2 separate regions of the Homo sapiens genome follow, and region 1 is linked to region 2. Evidence: chromatin contacts called from ENCODE Hi-C or POLR2A ChIA-PET data. All regions are on one chromosome and are shown on one strand. Each heading gives the region's core, a stretch centred on a gene start or an enhancer-like site at or near the end of the contact. The rest is flanking DNA. Distances are from core to core; before and after follow the strand shown. Region 1 overlaps PTPN22 (protein tyrosine phosphatase non-receptor type 22). Region 2 has its middle 68 kb from the start of LRIG2.

What was found. Hi-C counts contacts between places; a loop is a spot of excess contacts on that map. ChIA-PET counts read pairs that join two places held with the same protein, here RNA polymerase II (POLR2A). Pooled maps may share reads with other maps.
Region 1: a map of CD4-positive, alpha-beta T cell shows a loop between it and region 2 (7-fold over the local background). The contact joins two enhancer-like sites. A Hi-C loop is called at or near these places in 2 of 168 maps with a recorded cell type or tissue (CD4-positive, alpha-beta T cell and naive thymus-derived CD4-positive, alpha-beta T cell) and 3 of 50 pooled maps. POLR2A ChIA-PET finds 5 or more read pairs at or near these places in 1 of 52 experiments (BJ).

Annotation. Positions count from the first base shown.
Region 1 is chr1:113,848,890-113,851,639 of GRCh38, forward strand. All of the region lies in intron 10 of PTPN22 (protein tyrosine phosphatase non-receptor type 22), which reads right to left. The region is part of intron 3 of AP4B1-AS1 (AP4B1 antisense RNA 1); the gene reads left to right. Among named protein-coding and RNA genes, the nearest start is that of PTPN22, 21 kb to the right of the region's middle. Within about 2 kb of position 1,467, at least 3 of the 41 ENCODE cell types and tissues checked have a DNase peak (open chromatin) inside an H3K27ac peak, as active enhancers do.
Region 2 is chr1:113,139,701-113,142,400 of GRCh38, forward strand. No RefSeq gene overlaps it. Among named protein-coding and RNA genes, the nearest start is that of LRIG2, 68 kb to the left of the region's middle. RefSeq lists a cis regulatory region at 826-1,726 and an enhancer at 1,106-1,275. Within about 2 kb of position 1,276, at least 9 of the 41 ENCODE cell types and tissues checked have a DNase peak (open chromatin) inside an H3K27ac peak, as active enhancers do.

The sequences.
Region 1 (2,750 bases), core at 217-2,716, 710 kb after region 2:
TTTATGTTCTAAACCTAGTTTCTTATCTTTCTCTCCACCATCATTTCTCTAATTCTGTTTCCCTTGCTCACATTAAAAAAAAAAATATTTCATTCTAGATGGATTTTTTGTAAGCAACCTTCATCTTTTCTGGAAAAAGAGATAGTGGTTGGTATATAGATAGATAACTTCAATGTCTATGCTTTAATTTGGTCCTCACAATTGCTCTATAAAGTAGATAAGCTATTTATACCTATTTACAAACAGTTTATCCCAGGTCATTCAGAAGGAATTTCCAGGGCTTGGCTTAGAAACTTAATTTCCACACTCTTAGTTCAGTGCATTTAGATAAAGTTGCTAAAATTTTGTCCTAATAAAGATACCAAAAAAAAGTAAACCACTAAATAAGGTTTTGAAATTTGTGGTTACAAAAGGATTTCACCATAGAGAAATGAGACCTCTATTATTACAAGGTTTATGAGTTATTACTACTCTGTTTTTGCCTGTACTTTCTCAAGCACTTAATTTTGAACCTACTTTTTATCTGAAAGGGCCTAATCAGGGTTTTACCTGAAAGGGCCTATTCAGGGTTTTCCCTGACACTTTACACATTTCTGTACAAATAAAGAACAATTTTTTTTCAAAGATAATTTTAGCAGGAAACAATGCAGAGTCTATATCATTCAACACAGCCATTAGTATGCTCTTTATTTATTTATTTATTTATTTTTTTTTTTGAGACACGGTCTCACCGTGTTGCCCAGGCTGGAGTGCAGTGATGCAATCTCGGCTTACTGCAGCCTCGACCTCCCAGGCTCAAGTGATGCTCCCACCTCAGTCTCCCAAGTAAGTCGGGACTGCAGGCACCTGCCACTACACCCTGATAATTTTTGTATTTTTTGTAGAGACAGGGTCTCACTATGTTGCCCAGGCTGGTTTTGAACTCCTGAGCTCAAGTGATCCACCTGCCTCAGCCTCCCAAAGTGCGGAGATTATAGGGGTGAGCCACCACATCTGGCTAATTTCTTTAAGAAAGAAAAATCAGGGCTGGGCATGGTGGCTCACGCCTGTAATCCCAGCACTTTGGGAGGCCGAGGCAGGCAGATCACGAAATCAGGAGTTCAAGACCAGCCTGGCCAGCATGGTGAAACCCCATCTCCACTAAAAATACAAAAAAAATTAGCTGGGCATGGTGATGCGTGCCTGGAGTCCCACCTACTCGGGAGGCTGAGGCAGAAGACTTGCTTGAACCCGGCAGGCAGAAGTTGCAGTGAGCCAAGATCGCACCATTGCACTCCAGCCTGAGTGACAGTGTGAAACTCCATCTCAAAAGAAGGAAGGAAGGAAGGAAGGAAGGAAGGAAGGAAGGAAGGAAGGAAGGAAGGAAGGAAGGAAGGAAGGAAGGAAAGAAAGGAAGAAAAAGAAAAATCAGACAGGAAGCTCTCATCTGGTTACAGTGCCATTTCCTGGTTACAGTAGTGTCAGAAAAAACAGCTACAACTGTCAAGTTCAGTTAGTTGTTTGATAATGCCAAAATGTGAAGGCTTTTTCAGCGTCTTCCAACTCTTAAAAGTAGGCCTGAAATGAAATTCGTTTTTGAAATGGGGTATAGTTTTATTAAATTAGTATTGCTATTTATATAACTAGGTTCCATACTTCTGGAATCTTTATGCATTTACATGGATCAGCCTTCTTTCAAGTCTGACAGCATTAAACCAGCTAATGCTTTCATTTCACATAAGCTTTCTCCCTCACAGGTTGAATATAGAAAACACCTACACTCAGCACACATGAAAGTTATTTTTTTCCACCAGCTATTAGTGGAAAATCTGTGCAGGCCAAACAGTTTTATATTATAATAGCTCTTTATTTTATCCCTTTAATTCACAACTTCTAGACTAAATATCTGAATTGCCATTGTCAGTTGTTTTATCTCTAAAACTATTTGCATCTTCATTTGTAAGTGTTTTAAACACTTTAAGGTCTTGCTATTTAAGTAGTTAAAAGTAGTTCTAACAAATTACACAAAAGTGCCTGTTAATAAACATCAATACACGTTTCATGAATGAATGGGTCAATTCTAAATTCTATATTAAAAATGGAGACCACTTAGAAAACTAAAACTATTGGGTAAAACTATTCGTGTAGAAATATGGGTGAAATTAATATTGTAGGCAGTGAGAGATTTGGGCTAGGAGAAGGGAAGAGCATTCCTAATGGAGTGAACAAGTATGGGTATTCTGGGGTAGGTTAAAAGATTGTGATACATAAATAGAGTGTGATTGTAATTTTTTTTTTTTTTGAGACAGAGTCTCACTCTGTTACCCAGGCTGGAGTGCAGTCGTGTGATCTCGGCCCTCTGCAACCTCCACCTCGCAGGCTCAAGCAATTCTCCCGCCTCAGCCTCCCAAGTAGCTGGGATTAGCAGGTGCCTGCCACCATATCCAGCTAATTTTTTTATTTTTAGTAGAGACAGGGTTTCAGCATATTGGTCAGGCTGGTCTCAAACTCCTGACCTCAGGTGATCCACCCACCTTGGCCTCCCAAAGTGCTGGGATTACAGGTGTCAGCCACCGCGCCCGGCCCAATTATGTTTTTTCTTTTTTAAGTATGCATGCAATAAGAATCAGGAGAAACTATAGAAAAATAGTAATAGTGGCTATCTGTAGGTAATAGGAATATGGTTTTTATTTTTATTTTTCAGTGTTTCCTAAAACGAGCACATAGACTGAATTCTCCATATTCTGTTACCACATCCTGGGTAGAAATTA
Region 2 (2,700 bases), core at 26-2,525:
TTAGTACTCTGCTGTTCCTGATACTGTTCAAGCTGGGGCACTGAAGATCTGGAACCATGTAGCTTGGATTTTCTTCAGACCAAAATACCTCGATGCTCATTTTTTTTTCTTTTTTTTTTTTTTTTTTGAGACAGAGTCTCACTCTGATGCCCAGGCTGGAGTGCAGTGGTGCGATCTTGGCTCACTGTAGCTTCTGCCTCCCGGGTTCAAGTGATTCTCGTGCCTCACCCTCCCAAGTAGCTGGGATTACAGGCACCTGTCACCACATCCGGCTCATTTTTGTATTTTTAGTAGACAGACGGAGTTTTGCCATGTTGGCCAGGCTAGTTTTGAGCTCCTGACCTCAGGTGATCTGCCCGCTTTGGCCTACCAAAGTGCTGGGATTACAGGCGTTGAGCCACCATGCCCGGCCTTGATGCTCATTTTGAACTATCAACTTACCTTCGATGCCTTTGTAGACTCATCCAACTACTTCCCAATAAATGGTCCAGGATTAATGGGTATTCATGTTCAGTGTAGGGCATCTAATTCCAGAAATGTAAGCCAAATTAGCAAACTCTCCTAAAAAGGACATCCTATCTTCTGCTGAGCTGTCTTCCCAAGCTAGCCAACGTGTCTGAATTTGGGCATGAAAGAAGAGGAGCAGATGGGCTGGGGTCTGACATGCAGGGCAAACTGGAGGGTTTTCTTGGCATATTTGTTCTTCAAATCTAGACTTTAGAATATGTGAGAAACAGTGACATTCTCACATTGGTCCCAAGCCATGGAGGAAATCCTGCCCCATTGAGAAGTGGAGACATTTCAGCCCTTGCATATCTCATCAGCAAACCACAGGGTTGGTGAAGGGACTGATGGAGTCCTTTTAAAGGTCTTGTGCCATTTTCTTGCCTTTTTATCTTTTTGTTCAAAGATAACTCTTGTTTTGTTTTCTATCTTGAGGCAAAATTGAAAACTTGGCCTACACATTGGTTTGGGCTAGAACTGGCCTCTAGGTGGCGATTCAGTACAGAGAATGGTGGTGGCTGGCGTCACCTCGAGCCACCATTTCTCAGAGATACCATTATATAAGGGGATTCATGAGAAATCGGGCATCACAATAGAGGGACAGCTTGGCCTTTGTCACTTTTCAAGCTGGGATCCTGAAGAGGTTGGGGTGCATGGGGAGCAGCGAAAGCACCTAGTCTCAAGCAACATAACACGAGTTTAAGGCCCCCACTAGGACGGAGTCCAGAGTAGTCTGGCAACGGTTGCAAGGTTTGGACTTGGCCTGCTAGGAGAGTGAGCCCTGAGCTTCAGGCTTGGTTCCCTCACTCCTGTGAGGCCTCACTCAGGCTCACAGCCCCTGATGGAGCACTCAGCTTGGCGGCTGCCTGCCCGAGGTCTCCAGAAAAGGCAGCCAGCTCCTAGTTGAAGTCCTCCCACTTTACTTCCCCTTCCTTCCCCCTGCCACTCCCTCTCTTCTCCTTCACCCCTCCTTCCCTTCTGCCTCCCGTTCCCTCTGCTTCCTCCTTCTTCCCCCTCTTCCCCACCTCCTCACACACCCCATTCTCACCTTCTGCTATTTACAAAGCCCTTTCCCCTGTATGATCTCATTTGCTGCTCACAGACTCCTAGGGAAGAGGGACAGGTTGAGCCCTCCCTCACTCCCTGGCACACTTTGAGGACACAGTGCGGAAGTGCTTATAAAGATCCCGTTATCTGACTGTCACCACCAGCAAATAGTGAGTACCTTAGGGCAACTATTGAATTCAAATTAGTGCATGTTGCTTGGCATGGAGGAGGTCTCAAAATTATTTACTGAATGAATAAATATTTATAGTTGCAAAGAACTGAATCAAGGGACAGTAGGTGGTAGAGTCCATTCTAGAAGTTAGGCTTCATACTTGTAGGACCTACGACATTGCTGCACTAGGTACTAAATATGTCACCATTTTCTAGTAAAAAATACAGTATGTAAGTGCATAAAGGGACCCATGCAGAACTGTTTGCATATCTGGCTCTCAACCACATGAAACTACTCTGGCACCAGTCTGCTGTCTGTCAGGGGACACTAGGAGCTGTGGGTGGATCTAGGGGAGCAGCTGGCCTTTCTGAGGCCTTCCTTAAAGTATGGGATAGACACTGGGCCCCTCAGCTATCAAAACCCTTCTGTCTTTAGCTGATCTAACATATTGAGATAAAAAGCACCACCCAGTTATTACTCATCCCACTCCATTCCAATCCATGAATCAGCACTTTTTGTTTTTTGCTTAAATGTACATATTTCAGGCAGTTTAGGACTCTGCGATGAGACTATATAGGTTCAAATCCTAGCTCTACCACTTCCTAGCTGTTGAGGCTTGGGTAGGTCATTTAACCTCTTTGTGCCTCTATTTCTCATCTTTTAAATGATAAGAGTATTTAACTCATAACATTACTGTGGGGATTTAGAGAGTTAATATATAGAAAACAATGAGAACAATGCCTGGCAATAAGTCAGAGCTAGGAAGTGTTCACCCAATCTCTCGTTACGGTTTCCTGGGTTTGAGAATTGGTTTGTGTTCAACTGATGGAGGCACTTCATGATTTTGTAGAATTCCCTGGAATGCTCTCATTTTAGCTGTGAGGTTTCAACATTTTCCCACTCAGTTACAGCTTTCTTGAGGCCTAAAGAAGACAGGAAGCAACTTGAAGTGTATTTTTCTGCTAATGAGGGCTGTG